2 separate regions of the Mus musculus genome follow, and region 1 is linked to region 2. The links are chromatin loops, found by intact Hi-C in ENCODE. Cell type or tissue: heart. All regions are shown on one strand. Links, peaks and the distances in the headings refer to the core of each region. The heading gives the core; the rest is flanking DNA. Region 1 overlaps AI661453 (expressed sequence AI661453). Region 2 overlaps 1700001C19Rik (RIKEN cDNA 1700001C19 gene).

Region 1 (8,413 bases), core at 137-8,136, 59 kb before region 2:
GGAGGGGGGAGCAGATGTGGGGCCATCTTTTCTGCTGAGGGAAGCCAGACCCTGGGCTCCAAACACAACCATCCTTGGGACATATCCTTGCTGCTCTAAGCCAGGCTGGCTCACCAGGGCTAGGTTCACACAGTATGGCTTCTGAAACTAAGGTGTGGCCAACCAGACCCTGGCGCACTATCACCAACCTCAGCTCTCCACTTATTGGCAGTAGAGCCGCTTTTTCCCGTTTTCCTCCCCGATCCCACCGTGCTGGCTGAATGGAAGGAATGTGGGTGGGTGGGAGCCCTTAGGAAAGGCTGAGCCAGAGGGAATGGTCACAGCTAGAAGACAGGCAGCTGTGAGGAAACAGGAGGGCGAGGGTGTGAGTCAGGTCAGCTATTTGGAGCAACTTGATTCCTGCGTTGGAGGCTTGATTTCCTCACCGCTGCAATGCAAACGGGAGACTTAACACCCCAGTAAATGTTAGAGGACCGTCCTAAGCAACCAGAGAGTGAGCAAACTTTCCCAACGGTCAGGGTTATGTAAGTGTCGGGAGGTTTCAGCCTGAAGGATGTGGATGAAGGATGTGTGGAGGGCCAGGATAACGTGTAAAAATGGTTATCTTTGTGATGGGAAGCTCTCGAGGACTCAGGCAAGGACCCAGCAAAGAGTCAGACACACACAGCTGAAGTTCAGACCTGTCATTTTCAGACCAGCTAGTGGAAATGCAAGCACACAGCTCGTTAGGAGGGGTGGGGGTAGGGGGGATAGCTCATCCGTAGAGCACATGCCTAGCATGCAGGAGGCCCTGGGTTCAACTCTCAGTACTACAGTTAAAAGGAATAAATAGAACTGTAGAGCTGGGCATGGTGGTGTCCAGCACTCTTGAAGGTTCAGGCAGGAGGATTGGAGAGTTCAAGGCCAGTCTTGATACATAGCAATTTGTAGTCAGTCTGGGCTACAAGAGGCGGGGTGGGGTGGGGGTGGGGAATAGAGCAGCAACTGTGGGGTCCTTATCCTGGGTTAACCCCCATGACCCCGCTACTGCACCTCCAGGGCTCTCTGCCTCTCAGTTGCTGGGATCAAAGGTGTATTTTGTATTTTAATTTATTTTGTGCCTGTGAGTAGGGAAAACATGTAGAAACCAGAGGACAACCTGGAGTCAGTTCTCACCTCCCTCCATGCAGATCCCCGGGTCTGAACTCAGGCTGCCAGACCATCAAGCCTGCTTTACCCCTGGGCCATTTCATTGACGTTTAAAATAATAATAATCATAATAATATTTAACATTTCTGCGTGCTCCTCTTTTAAAAAAAAAAAAAAGACAGCCCTGCCGGGCGTGGTAATCCCAGCACTCGGGAGGCAGAGGCAGGCAGATTTCTGAGTTTGAGGCCAGCCTGGTCTACAAAGTGAGTTCCAGGACAGCCAGGGCTATACAGAGAAATCCTGCCTGGGGGGGGGGGGACGGACAGTCCTGTATGTCTTGAAATTTGCTATGTAGACCAGGCTGGCCTTGAACTCACAGAGATCCACCTTCCTCTTCCTCCAAGTGCTGGGATTAAAGGTGTACACTGCCACGCCTGGCTTGTGTGTACCCCTTTTTATCTGTGTGCGTGTGCACATGCATGTGGGGGGGGGGAGGGAGGGGGTGAGAGAGAGAGAGAGAGAGAGAGAGAGAGAGAGCTGGAGGGCAGCCGCAGGCATAACCCTCAGGAAGGTCATCTAGCTTGAGACAGGTTCCCTCATTGACCTGGGTCTTAAACTTAGAGCGGCAGTGTGGCCAGATTCCGTCTCCCTCCTTGCCAGGATTCCAAGCAGGCTCCAAGCATAGCGTTTTATGTGGGTTGGGGATTTGTTTACAAGGCAAGCCCTTCCCGGGGAGCCATCCCTCCTGCCTGGGGCTGAGTTCAAGTCCTTATGCTTTACCTGCTGGGCCAACCCCCAGCCGCAGTGGCCTCCGTGCCTAGGCTGGCATCCGTGCCTCTTCTAAGCTAATTATTTTTACTTCTGTTCCCAGCTCCTTTGTTTTTTGTTGGTTTGTTTCAGTTTGAGATGGGGTTTCACGTAGCTAAGGCTGGCCTTAGACTGTATGCTCCTGCCTGCATTTTCTCAGTGCTGGGATTATAGGTCCGTGGCACCATGCCAGGCTTTAGACAGAAACCACATTGTCAGTGCTGTCCCAGAAGGAACACATGGCTGTCTCCATTCTTTGGCATTGATGAGGTCTGGTTACTATCCAGGAGAAGAATCTGAGGTTCAGGCAATCAGAGAGACTTGCTTGAGGACAGTTGCTTTACCATCTGACTTCACCTCTGGGCCTGGCCCCTGTGCTCGGCACTGTCCAGGTGAGCACTGCTAGCACTCCATAATGCCTGGGTAGATTTAAGTCACCAACCTACAGCTGCAGAACAGGGACCAGTCCAAACTGGCTGTTTATTTCCCATTGCCGAGTGAGTCCAAGCCCTTCCCCACCCACCCCAGAGCACGCTGTCACTGGGAGACCACACCCTACTCTACTTCTTCTTGACGCAGCAGATGAATTGTCAAACTCTTCTAAAACCCTACTTAGAGAAAACCCATTTATAGACCAAGGCTATGTTGATGGGCTTGGCTCTGTGATCATAGAGAAGCTGTCAGCCGGCTAGCCCAAGCCACCCGGTGCCAGCATCTCTGCACGATCTTTACCTGAAGTGGTTCACCTGCTGTCCCAGCCACCTGGCACTGCAGCTGGGACCACAGGTCACCAAGCCCCCAGAGGGGACTTCCTCTTGTCTGCCCTTGCTCACCTGAGGCAGACCACTCTGCTCTTCCTTTCCCATCTGCCTGGACCTGGTCCCAGGCCCAGCCACTCCCCTCTATTGTTCCTGTTGTAGTTAACACAACACACAAACCAGGATGCATATTAGAATATATACACATATATTCCAGTTCACTGATATAACCCTGGACCATCCAGGCAGAGGACAAATGGTCACCCTGTTGGCAAGTCTCCCCTGCTCTGAACTGGCTCTAGCAGGCTACCTTGACCTTCCAAGACCCATCTCCATGTTCCTTGGGCCCAATCCCTTAAACCAGGACTTCATGGGCCTGAATGGAAAAGCAAGCCTTCATCCTCCATCTCCCAACCCAGACTTCTCAAGGCCTCCTCGTGAGCAAGTGCCAAGGGGGAATGGCCCTGCTTGGCCCTGGCAGGTACATAAGGCTCCTGAGGCAGAGCCCTGTGTTGTGCAAATGGTATAAACTCATCTCCAAGCGGCTAGGAAGGGCAGCCATTACCTGTCCAGTGTAACAGGCAGAGGTTAAAGACAGCCAGCGCCATCGTTTGTGAGGCTCTGACAGGCAAACTGTCACCTCCATGGGTTTCAATCCTCCTTGCTAACACAGACAGCACCAGATAGCAGAAACAGGGCCCAGCAAGCTCCCCCACCCCCACCCCCACCTGCCAGCAGTCCCCAGCCAAGCTGTCCCTTGGTGCTTTCTGTCTTCCACAGTCCTCTGCTACATCCATCTGTCTGCCTTCCAGCACAATGGCTCTCAGCTGTGTCTGAGCTGGGACCTATAATACCTTGTGCGACCTCCCACCCCCACCCCTGCAAAACAACTGCCCAGATCCAACCCCTAGAAGTCAGCCGACTGAACCGAATGGCTCAGGAAGTGGCTTTCCGATGAGTCCCAGGGTAGGCGTAGGAGATGGGATGGCGGGTCCCAGGTCTCACGGTGAATGTATTGATGGGGCTTCCATAGTGGGTGTTGCCGTGAGGAGACCTGGAAGGAGAAGGAGTGGAGAGCAGAGAGGTGAAGCTCACACGCAGCTGGTTGGTCCTCACTCTACCGGCCCTCCCCAGGGCAGAACACCTTAGAATGTGATACTGCATTCCTGACCTCCAGAGTGGAGCACCCTTTTTACCCTCTGTTCACTCAAACTCCTGTGCTCTCAGCCTGGGTCTGTCTTTCCACCCCGGGCCACTAGGTCTCCCTTTCCTCTATACTGATTTGAAGTCCTGAAACTCCAGAGGAAGAGGTGGGTGAAGAAGCCTGTAGGGAAGGAAGGCACTAGCCAACAGCACCCTCTTGAGAATCTGGGCCTTCCTCTCTTAGTAAGTCGCAGGCGATGGCCCGAGGCCTTGGCATTAGCTCTGTTTACCGCACCCCCAGAGATCCTTTCATCTTAAGAGAACCCAGCTCACCTGCTACCTTTGGCAGGGACAAAGCCATAGTCCCCAGCTTTGCTGCTACTACCACCGCCACCACCTGGCGCCTTGAACTTGACCTCGGTGGCACCCCGGGCGCCCTCCAGCGACAGCCTCCGTGCGTGCAGACCTCCGGGGGCCGCGCGGCCCGCAGAGTTGACCCGTCGCATCTCAGGTCCTCCTGGCTGCGGTCCGAAGCAGTTAGGGGAGCTCAGGCTGCGACCAGTAGAGCCACGGGGCATCCCGGGGTTGCGATGGGACTCCCCGACGTACAAGCGTTTCTTGATGAGCGATCGTCCGCTGCCTGAGAAGCGATCTAGGCCCCCGGACTCCGGGTATTGAGTCCCCCGGAAGCGCGAGAAGCCAGGAGTCGGATTGGGGCCCCAGGACTGCCCTAAGTCAGAGAAGTTGTTCCTGGGTGGGGACCCGCGACGACCCTGATGCTGCTGCCCAGGGGCCGGAGGCTCAGGATCGTTGCTGAACTCTGGCGGCGGAGGAATGATATCAAAGCTGAACTCCTCCTCCTCCTCTTCCCTCTTGTAGGAAGGAGAGGGCGGGGAAGAGAAAGACTTGGGAAGGGCGCGGCTCTGGGGTAAACTTGAGGGAGCTGGTCTTTCCCGGGCCACAGGGGCTGGGGTTTCGGCCTTGGTCCACCCATGCCTGTAGGTAGGCTCTGAGCCTTGTGTGTCTGGTCCCTGCTGGGGCTTCCAATGACTGGGCCCCGTGGGCCGTGCTGAGGTCAGATGGGAGTCCTCTGTCTCACTGGGCACCTTAGGGACCACAATGAAGGAATTGGGCCGGCTACCTCTGTAAAAGATGCTATCAGAGCTGGCCTCTGGTTGGTTGCTATGGTCACGGAGACTCCCTGGCAAAGAGGACCGTCCAATCGCAGTCCCTCCAGTCCTAGTCTTCTGTGCCCTCTGTCTGGCTGCAAGGAGCAGGGCCATTGGGGAGCCCCGCTCCACCACTTCCCCAGTCACCGGGTGTCTGAGGAGTTGATCAGCTGGCTGGCCTGGCGTGAGAGATTTGGCCGGATGGTTTTGTAGCTCCTTTTCATCCACTACATCCCCTGAGTCTGGAGCCTCCCCTCTGGCCCGAGTGGGAGTCACTACAGCAACCCCTCGGCTGTGGCTATTCTGGCTGCGATGGGGTCTGTAGAGAAATGGTGCCTCTTCTCCACTGGTAGACATCTTTGGTGGGAGAGCTGGAGGAGAGAGGGTGCCATTTGTGGACAGTTGGGTAGCCACTGGGTCTTCTTGAGTTTCTGGCTTTTCTCTCTGCCTCACAGAGGCAAGGTCCTTCTCTGCCATCAGCTGAGATGATGGGGTGGACAGCTCAGGTGCGTTCTTGAGTACCGCTGCTTGCCCGGGTGTGTCCTTGGGTGGTGTGTCCTGCCCAGGTGTGTCCTTGGGTGTTGTGGCCTGCCCAGGTGTGTCCTTGAGTGGTGTGGCCTTCCCAGGAGTGTTCTTGGGTGATGTGGTCTGCTCAGGTGTAGGCTTGAGTGGTAAAGTTAGCCCAGGTGTGGCCTTAGGTAGTATGGCCTGCCCTGGTGTAGGCTTGAATGGTGTGGCTGGCCCAGGTGTGACCTTGGGTGATGTTGCTGGACCAGGTACAACTTTGGGCTGGAGTATTGTGGTGGGCAGAGGGGTGGTAGATGGCTGGGGTGGATTCTTGGTGGCAGGCTTATGGAATCTGCCATTATCAGTTCCATTTTCAAAGGTTCTTCCCCCTTCCAGCCTGGGCTTGGGGGGCAGAGATGCTAAGCTGGGCTTGGCTTCTTTCTCAGCTGAGGAGGCAAACCGAGCCTCTAGCTCACTCCGGATCTGCCTGACACTGGGGGCTGGAGTATCCTGGGCAATGTAGTCCACAGGGGGTAGGACCAGGCTGCTGGTGGCTTCTCTCTCTGGCAGGCTGCTGCTGGAGGGGCTCTTCTCAGGAATACAGGGGTGTACCTTCTCAGGCAGGCTTGGAGGAGCTGCCTCCTCTGACAGGCTGGTGCCCTTATTGTTCTCCTTGTCCTTCAAGGCCACAGTAGGGCCTGGCCGGTGGCTGAGTGACCGATCCTCTTTCCTGGTCCCACAGAGATAGGCTGACAGCTCACTTCGAAGCTTCTCCATCTGCCGGGGGTCTCTCCAGTCAACGGGTTCTGACGAGGCTGTGTCCTCCACACTGGGGGGTTTGGGCTTGGGTTTGAGAGCAGGTGAGTTGGATTTGGAGGTCTTCATAAATCCAGAAGATGGAGGGGCTGCCAGCTCGGTAGAGGGCAGAGGAGGAGCAGCTGGGGGCAGGGAGGGTGCTGGCGGAGGGAGTGGGGGAGCCGGTGGAGGCAAGGGAGGGGCTGGGGGCGGAGCTCCAGCTTGTCCATTTGTCTGGGGTTCAGACTGCCTGAGCCTTGGGCTGCCTGGTGTCTCAGGCCTGGGCTCTCTGGGTTGCTCTGGCTCCAGGGCCCTGTCTGGGTAAATCTGAGATGCAGGGCGGATGTTGAAGCTGGGAGGCAGCGGGCTGGGGGCGGAGGTCTTCTGGGTGGCTTCCTCCTCCTCTGGAGAAGCGCCGGGTGCTTCCTGAACGGGGATAGATGAGGTCCTGACTGGGGTTGGGGGAGGCACCTTCGGTGACCTGGGGAAGGTGAGGTGGGGCTCTGGGCTAGGTCCTAGGGGGCTCCTCTTTAGTTCAGCAGGGCTTTTGGGGGGACTGGTTCTGGGGTCCTCTGGGTGCCTGCCATTGAGCGCTACTTCTGATTTCCACTTGGTAATAGCCCCAGGGGGGAAGAGATGAGTTCCAGGTGTGTGCAGAGAGACTGGAGCTGGGGGTCCTGGGGCTGGCAAAGAAGGTGGAGGGGGGCTTAGAAAAGCTGACGGTGGGGCAGGGGGGATGAAGTCAGGAGGGGTGGGTGTGGATGGTGGGGATAAGATGTCTAATGGTGGGGGTGGAGGGGGGGCTGTGCTGGGTGGGGGTGGGGGTTCCACCAGCAGAGGAGGGGGAGGAGGAGGAGGAACAGAAGGAGGGGGTGGTGGAGGGGACTCCCCTGGAGGCTGTGAAATGTCCTGGGGTGGCCCCGGGGCTGGGCCTGGGGGAGGTGGGGGAATGGATGAGTCCAGATCGTAGCATGCTGGCCTCAGGTCTCCCACAGAGCTGTACAGTCGGAGGTTGCCATTCACTAGTGTGCTGGTACCTGAAAGAAGGGGAGGCAGAGACATGGAGTTGAGCCAGTCTCCACCCCTCTGTGGTTTAACGCTGTTGCTGTTTCTTTAATGTGTGTGTCTGAGGAGGGCAGGTACTATGGTATACTTGTAGTGGATTGAGGACTTAGGGGAATCAAGGCCCCTCTTCGCACCGTATGGGCTCTGGAGACTGAACTCAGCTCAGATTTGGTAGCTTACCTTATCTGCTGAGCCATCTTTCCCGCACAAAGCCGGCCTCTGTGCCTGGCACAGGGAGAGGGGTTGACCAAGGGAAACACTAGTGTACCTGTGCCTGAAGGGCTAGCTAGTGTCCAGCCCTTTCATCTGAAAGCCGACTGAAGAAGCAGCAATGGCCGCTATGTCCTGAGCTGTCAGGACACCTTCTTATATTAATAAGGGGCTTCCCACTTGAGGTCCTGGAGCAGCCCTGGGTGCTGACAGGAGGAAGCAGTCTGCACAGATAGATAACTCTCGCTTTTGGGAGACCCAAGTCTACCGAAACCCACTGCAGAGTTTAGAACCCCTGCGAAGTGTTTGGACTGAGGATGGTGAGGAGGAAGGAAGGTAGCCGGGACAGTGCTGCTACAGAGATGGACAGCAGCCATACGCCCCTCTTCTGCACCCCGTTCCCCGAAGAGTCCGCCTCCCTCCGCCATGCTTGTTTTCCCTTTTCCCTCCTCAGAGTGCTTAGGAGAGAGTCTGCTCCCAGCTATGTGATGCTGGGGACCTGAAATGGAACCCCCACGCTGTGTCCTGACAGCAACAAACAAACAAAGCAGAGGGATCCTATCCACTAAAGCTTAGCCTTGCTTTGTTCTGTGCTAGGGATCAAATCCAGGGCCTTGCTCCTGCTTGGTGATGTTGACCTCTGGCCTTTACACACTCCTCCACTTGCTCTAAACTCCGCCTCTGAAACTTACTCCATAAGGGGTCAACCCGATAATTCCATACACTAGTCAATCATTACCATGGGGAAGGCAGTAAGAAAAACAGCAGGGGAGGGGTGTTAAAAGGTGCTGTTTAATTAGGAAGGCCCACTGGGAAGGTGACCTCGGAGCA
Region 2 (8,413 bases), core at 272-8,271:
CAGACACTAGCATCAGGTTCAGTTTCTACAACTCACAGTATTCCAATTCTCTAAATCCCTTCTACACCCTGCAGAAGCCCACCTGTGGCTACCTGTACCAAAGAGAAACCGACCACACCCGAAAACGCTTTGATGTTCCTCCAGCAAACCTGATCTTGTGGCGCACCTAGGTCTGCGGCATCTGGAAGTCCCCATCCTGCACCTTCATCCTATGGTCCTGGGTCCCAGAGGGAAAGATCATTCCTGCCTGGAGAAGCAGTGTATACCTGGGCTAGCCAGGTATGCCGTGACAGCTGAGGGAGGCCTCTTCTCAATAGCAATAAACTTTGCCCTTTTCTTTCCTGGCACCTAAATGGATAGGGTTGCCACCTGGTGAGTTTATTCAGAAGGGCCTGGAGAATTGAAAGGGTTTCCTCTTAGTCCCTGCTTCTCCCAGGGCCAACTGTCAGTCAGTGCTGACCTCAGAATTCCCATGGGGCCACACTTCGCTAAGGCTCCTCAAAGCTAAAAACGGCTGCCTGTGTGTGGATCCTGCTCTCTCTTGAGGTCGTTACCTCAGACTGTAATAACCGTGAGGGCGTGGAGACATGCAGAAAATGAGCACGTTTTTAGTAACTGCTCCTGTAAAAACGACCGTTTGTTTTGTTTTGACAGGGTTTCACACAGTCCATCCCGGTCTCAAATTTGTTATGTAGCTGAGAGTAACTTTTGACCTTCCTGTCTTACCTGTCAAGGACACAGTAGACCACACTCCTGGTCTACTGAGGGGTCGTGCATGCTAGACAAGCCTACTACGAATTAAGCTATGTTCCTAATTGTTTCTGGCTTTTTTGTTGTTGTTGGTTTTGGGGGTGGGGAAAGACAGAGTCTCTCTGTATAGCCCTGGCTGTCCTGGAACTCACTATGTAGGCGAGTCTGGCCTCAAACTCAGAGAGCTGCTGGCCTCTGCTTCCTGAGTGCTGAGATTAAAGGTGTACACCACCAAGACAGGCTTATTATTTCTGCCTTATTCATTTATTTATTTATTTATTTATTTATTTATTTATTTATACACTGTCACTATCTTCAGACACACCAGAAAAGATCACCAGATCCCATTACAGATGGTTGTGAGCCACCATGTGGGTCCTGGGAATTGAACTCAGGACCTTTGAACGAGCAGTCACTGCTCTTAGCCTCTGACCCATCTCTCAATCCCCAGATCTGTCTTCTGTTGTTTGCATTGCTTGTTCCACAAGCTTTGTGAGTTTCTGACTTTTTGAGACAAGAGTTTTGCTGTGTAGAGCAGGCTGGCCTTAACCTCACTATGTAGTTTAAGGTTGACCTTGAACTCACAATCTTTGTGACTCTGTCCACGGAGTGCTGGGATTATGGAAATGCACTACCATCCCAAGCTTTTGCTGGGGCGGAAGCCCTCATTCCTATTCTCTCATATGGTCCAGAATGGCTGATTAGACTTGCAAGTCTTAGGAGGTTTTTTGTTTTGTTTTTGTTTTTTGTGTTTTTTTGGTTTTTTTTGTTTGTTTTTCGAGACAGGGTTTCTCTGTGTAGCCCTGGCTGTCCTGGAACTCACTTTGTAGACCAGGCTGGCCTCGAACTCAGAAATCTGCCTGCCTCTGCCTCCCAAGTGCTGGGATTAAAGACGTGCGCCACCACTGCCAGGCTGTCTTAGGTTTTTTTAAAAGCAGGGTTTCTCTATGTAACCCCAACTGTTCTGGAACTCTTTAGACCAAGCTGGCCATGAACTCAGAGATCTGCCTGTCTCTGTCTCCTGAGTGCTAGGATTAAAGGAGTGTGCCACTGCCACCTGGCTAAGACTTGCAAGTTTTAAGGGCTCTGTGGTCATGGAAGAGGTGGGTGATGACAGAGACCATTAGGTTTGCAGCAGTGGCCTGAGAGGTGTCCATACTGGCCATCCACAGCTAACTGGGTTGTTCTTTTTTTTTTTTTTTTCAAGCAAACGAATACTTTTATTAACATGTAAGATTTTGTTTACAACATGGTAAGGGTTTTGACCTCAAACACTTATCAGGTCTGCCACTCATACATTTATAGCTCGACTACATATGAACCTTTAAGACGCCTCTTCTTTTAAGTTTTGGGTCCATTGCAGGTTTTCCTTCCTAGGCCACACAGGGTATTGCAAGGATCTTTCATTTTATGGCCAGGATCTCCTCGAATATATGGGGATACCAACTTGTACAGACTAACAAGACCTCTTCTCCCATCCGAGGTTCCATTTCTTTTAGAAATGAGTTAGGCTGTCCCAACAAACTCACCAGGCAGGTTACAATAGATAGTGTAGCACATAAAATTTAAATTTTGCACAAAATACATCTCTCCTCCTTTGGTCTCACACAGAAATTAAAGTCCCCCAATAGAAACAATACTATCCTCCGACCCTTCTCCCAGGTCATCAGTCCTAGCCATGTAAGGCCCATCCACTGTCCCAGATGAAGTCTGGTCTCTTCTGCCATTGCTGCATGGAGTCTTCGAGAATTAACACAGCTCCTTCAGAACTTTCAGAGGCGGTGAGCTTCAACTCCGAGTCTCAAGTGTCACAGAGATCCAAAGTTCAGGGAGCTATCAGGTCACCCAAGAAAGAGCAAAGCACCTCAAAATTTAGGAACAACAACCAAAGGCCAGGAATGAACGTTATTCAACTGCCACAGGGCTTACAATCTAGGCCCTAATTCCCGTATGTGAGCGCATTTTCCAAATCAAAGTTATTTCCCCCAAACAAACAAAAAAAAGGAACCACTGAATAATCAAAAACTCATATCGAGGTCGCCAACCGCAGACCATAGCAGAAACGTAGTGTCAGTGAGAAACAGAGGGAAGACAGAGGGGAAAAGAAAAGAAAAAAAAAAAAGAAGGAGAAAAAAAAAAGGAAAACAAAAGGCTCTCTGGTTTCAGCTTCTCCAGGGTGTCATGTCAGCCAATCGCCATTACTCAACCAGAATCCATTGGCTGGAAACCGCGGCCGGCTCCTCACGAAGACTCGCTCTTCTCTATCCGCCGCACGAGCTGCACCAGCATCTCGGCCATCTTCGCCATCTCCTGCGCCTTCTCGTCGGCCTTCTCCGCCCGGGGGCCGCGGGGCTCGGCGCCGCCCGCGCCCTGCAGGTGGTTGAGGGCGCTCTCCTCGGAGGCCTCGACCTGCGTCTTGATCTGGATCAGCATATTGTCCATCTCCCACAGCTTGCCCCGGTTGCGCGCCGGCCCGCGCCCGCGCTCGCGCGTCAGCGACGCGATGTCCTCGCGCATCTCGTGGATGACGGGCAGCAGAAACTGCTCGAAGCCCTCCTCGTGCTCCAGCACCTCCACCTCCTCGGGCTCCGCCAGCTCCACCGCGTCCAGGGGCCGCATCGCCGCTGCTCTGCTCGTCTGCACGACCCTCACGGACCGAGCTCGGGCCGAGTCCTCAAAACTTCCGCCGCCGGTCCAACTTTCCGCCTCGGAGAAGCCACGGAGACGAGCGACTCTGGGTTGTTCTTTTACCAATTCTGTGATTTCAGTGACTACGGAATCAGCCATCATGAGATCACTTATACCACGGAATAACAAGCTCCTATATGTGGGTTCTCATGCAACAAGCTGGCCATGCTTGTCAGCAGCGCACCTGGGTGCATCAGGGCTGCTCTCCTTTGTGAGTCACAATTCTGCCCTGAATTCCAGCAGCTGCTGTTGGATGGAACATAGCTGCACACAGGAGTCGAGGCTGGTGTAGGGAGAGATAGGACACTTTCTCTGAAAAGATCGTTATGGAGAGAAGACAGAAAGGACCCCAGAGAGGGGCTGTTCTAACCCGTGCTGCCAGCTGTTTGTGATGGGCACTCCTTCAGCCTGCCAACCCTGGCTGAAACCAAGCCACCTGCAGCTCTTCTGCCCACCAGTCAGGGTTCAAGGAACCTGTGTGGGAAGGAGTGGGGTGGCCATTTAACCACGGCTCATTCTATCAATTTGTCCATTGTACCCTACTTTCAGAGGGTTCTCCCATCCTCTGTGCCAAACCCCTACCCCTAACCCCCAGACTGGGGCCTCTTTGTCAGTCCAGCAGCATAGCTTTCAACCGGGTCACAGGGAACAGAGGCTAGGATGCCTATTCGCTAGCTGTACAGAGCGTATCTGGTGTTGTACACCTTTAATCCCAGCACTCAGGAGGCAGAGGCAAGGCAGGTCAATATCTATGAGATCAGGGCAGCCTGGTCTATATATCAAGTTCCAGGTTGACCAGGGATACACAGCAAGACCCTGTTTCACACACACGCAGAAACCACCAAACACACACACATATGCACACACCCCCAAACACACCCACACGCACCCCACCCCCACCCCATTTGTGCAGCTCATTTTCTTTTGCATGAGCTTTTGACCAATCCTATTTTATGACCCCCACATCTTGCATCTCAGCCTTGGCTCCAGGCGTCCTGGTACGCTCCCTTTTTGAGACCCAAGCCTCTGTGGCTAGGTTAGATCTGTGTTTGTACCCCTCTTCCCTTCCTTGAGAACACGGAGGTTTCAATGTTCTCCACTCTAATCAATCACCATCCTTGCCAGCTCCCTTTTCCAACCTGACCTTTTGAGGCAGGGGTTTTTATCTTGTAGCCCAGGCTAGCCTGGATCTTGCTGTGGCCCCGGACAGGACTGGAACTTGCCATCTTCCTACCTCAGCCTCTCCTGGGTTCTGGGATTACAGGCATACACCACTGTGTACATCTTGTCTGTCGTCTGCCTCAATCTCTTGGGACTTGTACTTAATAATCATTTATTGCCATTTTGATGGAGTTTGGAGAAGCATCACAGATGAGTGCTGTGTTCAGGCTGTGTATAATAAGGGGTCTTAATCCTTTATTCAATAAATTAATCTTACTACAACAGTGAGAACTGGGTCTTCCTTTGAGAGACAGAGAAACCGCCAGAATCATCTGCGCCCTTCCAGACCATTCGATCCATACTGAGGGTGCAGGGTTGGGTTTTCAGCAGGAGTTTAACTCTATAAGCCAGAGCCTCTGCGCCCCCTAGAGTTTCACCTCAGAAGTACAGCCTCCAGCGCTCCTCAGCCCCGTGCTCTGACCAGGATGGAGTGGAGTGGAGTGTCTTAATCCCAGCATTAACAGTTCGCTCAGGATTCTGTTATGTACTTAGGAGTCAGAGTGATCTCACCGTACCCCAACTTCTGCCATCCTTCTCCTGACCCACCCATGCTTCTTGGTCCATTTTATTCAGCTATAAAACTATCCACAGCAGCATGACGCTCGCCTATCCTCGCCATGCCTTTCTGTGACTACACATGCACCTCGGACTTCCCTGTTTTTATCCTCGTGCGTGCCTATCGAGAGCTTGCCTAGTTTCAATTCCCAGTTAAACAAATCAAGATGTTACTCTCAAAAAATATTACTCAAGGGGGCTGGACAAAGGCTCAGTGGTTGAGTGCCCTGACTGCTTTTCCAGAGGACCCCAATTGGTTCCCAGTACCCTAAGCTAGAACAATGTATAACTTCAGTTCTGGAGGATCCCACGCCCCCTTCTGGTTTCTATGGGAACAGCACACACACACACAGTGCACAGACATGCATGCAGGCTGTCTTAAAAGGACAGCCTAATAAGGACATAGCAACTCTTATAAGGACAACACTTAATTGGGCCTGGCTAACAGGTTTAGAGGTTCAGTCCAGTATCATCAAGGAGGAAACATGGCAGCCTCAATGGCAGCACAATCAGGAATGGTACAGGAGGAGCTGAGAGTTCTACATCTTCATCTCAAGGCTGCTAGTGGAAGACTGGCTTCCAGAAAGCTAGGACAAAGCCCACGCCCACAGTGACACACCCACTCCAATAGGCCACACCTACTCCAACAGGGCCGAACCCTCTAATAGTGTCATTCCCTGGGCTAAGAATATATAAACCATCACATTCCATTCCCTGGCCCCCATAAGCTTGTTCAAACACATGAGTCTATGTGGGGTCATATCTACCCATAGCATAATAAAAAATTACATTTAGCCCAACTTCCAAAGTTCCCATAGTTTATAGCAGCACCAACAATGTTAAAAGTCTAAAATTCAAAGTCTCTTCTGAGATCCATTCAATCTCTTAACTGTAATCCCTGAATCAAGACAGGAAACCCTGGGCAAACTCCAAACTCTGCATCTCCATGTCTGATATCAAAGAAGTCTTCAGATCTCCAACTGCTTTCTCATCTTTGTTGACTGCAACAAACTTCTTTTCCTGGTTTGCTGGTTCCACTCCCTGTTAGCAGCTTTCCTCAGCAGATAGCCCACAGATCTGGCATGTCAAACATCTTCGGGGCCTCCAAGGCAACTTCAACATTCCAGCTTCTTGTTCCAGTGTCTGGGATCCACACATGATCTTCTGGGCTCCTCTAAAGGACTTGTGTCACTTTTCCAGCTCTGCTCTCTGTAGCTCTCTAAGCTCAGGTTAATCCACTCTATTGTTGCTGCTGTTCTTGGTGATCATCTCATGGTACTGGCATCTCCAATGAGATGATGCTGGGGTCTTCTGCTGCAACTAGACTTCGCGAATAGCCTCTCATGGTGCCAAGCCTTAACTTCTTTGCATGAACCCCTCAGTCCAGGGCCATCAATTGCAACTGAGGCTGTACCATCACCAATGGCTTTCCAAGGTCTCTCACAGTGCCAAGCCTCAGCTGCTCTTCAAGACCCCTTCATTGCCTTCAAAACCAGTACCACCTGGGTGACTTTTACACATTACCAAGTCCAGCTGCAGCACAAGGTACAACCTTGACTATCTCTGGAACATAGCTTCTTTGTGCTTTCAGAAAACATTCCCTTGCATAAATTGTCTAGTCGTCCCTTTTGGTTTTGACTCTAAAGCCAGAGCCACATGGCTGAAGTTGCTGAGGTTTGCTGCTTGCTGAAACTTGCCCCCCTGCCTTATTTTATTACCAACTTTCTGTTTTCCAACTCCCACACTACCTAAGATTTGCTGTCCTGGGACTGGCTCTGTAGATTGACCTTGAACTCAGAGATCTGCATGGCTGTCTCCTGTAATGCTGGGATTAGAGGCATGTACCACCAATGCCTGGATTTAAGCTTTTCTTCACCTAGAACCTGCTTTGTCCTAGGCTGGCCTTGAACTCAGAGATCTGTTTGGCTTGTCTTCTAGGATGAAAGGTGTGTACCACTATGCCTGGATCTAAATTTAGCTGGGTAGGATCTTGTCCCCAAATCCCTTACTCTGTTGTCTCTAGAACAGAGGATTCAGTCCCATTTCCCTTCCTGATGCCCCTTTAATACTGGAACCATATATTTTATATTTTTCATTTCTAAGCTTGCTATGCTTATTCAAAACACTTTACATGAGACTTAACCAGAGAACAAAGTCTCTGCTGGGCTTTTTTGAGACTTCCTTTGTCAATGCAATTAATATAAATCTCTTTACCTTAGACTCAGGTAGACTCTTCAGACAAGGGCAAAAAGCAGTCACATTGTTCATCAAATTACCATAAAAATAGTCTCTAGGCTACATATTGAAATTATTCTGCATTGAAACCTCTTGGGCCAGGTCAACACAGTTCAAATCACTCCCCGCAACAAAGTCTTCCATATTCCTACTAGGATGACCCATTAAGTCCCATTTAAAGCATTCCACTGCTTTCCAAATCCAAATTTCCAAAATCTACATTCTTCTAAATAAAAGCATGGTCAGGCCTATCACAGCAATGCCCTGCTCCTAGTACCAACTTCTGTCTTAGGGTTTTATTGCTATGAACAGACACCATGATCGTGGCAACTCTTATAAAGGACAACATTTAATTGGCTTATAGTTTCAGAGGTTCAGTCCAGTATCATCAAAGTGGGAGTATGGCAGCATCCAGGCAGGAATGGTGCAGGAGGAGCTGAGAGTTCTACATCTTCATCTGAAGGCAGCTAGTGGAAGATTGGCTTCCAGAAAGCTAGGACAAAGCCCACGCCCACAGTGACACACCTACTCCAATAGGCCACACTTACTCCAATACGGCTATACCTTCTAATAGTGTCATTCCCTGGGCAGAGCATACAAACCATCACACAGGCAAAACATCCATACACATTAAAAAAAAAAACATCACAGGGGAACATTGAGAGGACTGAGAACAGACACATGGATGCAGTTGTAGGTGACATCCCAGTGAGCAGCAGCAGAAGGACACACCTTACCTGCTGAGGGAAGGGGGACTGGGGAAGTGTTGCCGTGGGAACTCAAGAACTGGGGCTGAACCCAGGAGAGTCCATTTCTCCACCATGTGACCCAGCAGCAGCAAGGTGTGAAGGCGGCGGTACCCAGTCCATCTCTCCTGCCTCTTCCTTCTCATCTAGAGCATCTCAGTGGACAAGCCAGCTCTGGGTCAGAGAAGAGAGGAGAGCCAGTCTTTGGGGATGAGTGT

Evidence for each region. Peaks named below come from ENCODE experiments on the same cell type or tissue, not always from the same donor. Only the 100,000 strongest peaks of a DNase experiment are listed, where the experiment ranks them.
Region 1: it touches region 2 in a loop (1.8-fold over the local background); 4 of 42 quality-filtered maps call a loop at or near these places.

What each region holds. Positions count from the first base shown.
Region 1 is chr17:47,464,610-47,473,022 of GRCm38, reverse strand. AI661453 (expressed sequence AI661453) reads right to left here. Exons shown (of 5, transcript NM_145489.2): 4 at 4,170-7,344; 5 at 2,385-3,747. The coding sequence ends at 3,630. Among named protein-coding and RNA genes, the nearest start is that of AI661453, 32 kb to the right of the region's middle. In heart, for the core only: a CTCF peak has its summit at 4,269; DNase peaks (open chromatin) are centred at 333 and 4,732; H3K4me3 peaks cover 1,329 bases; H3K27ac peaks cover 2,892 bases; H3K27me3 peaks cover 5,194 bases.
Region 2 is chr17:47,405,319-47,413,731 of GRCm38, reverse strand. 1700001C19Rik (RIKEN cDNA 1700001C19 gene) reads left to right here. Exons shown (of 2, transcript NM_001347584.1): 2 at 1-998. The coding sequence ends at 170. It also overlaps a transcript of Guca1a not described here and the pseudogene Gm5814. Among named protein-coding and RNA genes, the nearest start is that of Guca1a, 8.9 kb to the right of the region's middle. In heart, for the core only: a CTCF peak has its summit at 5,030; a DNase peak (open chromatin) is centred at 5,041; H3K4me3 peaks cover 1,034 bases; H3K27me3 peaks cover 5,251 bases.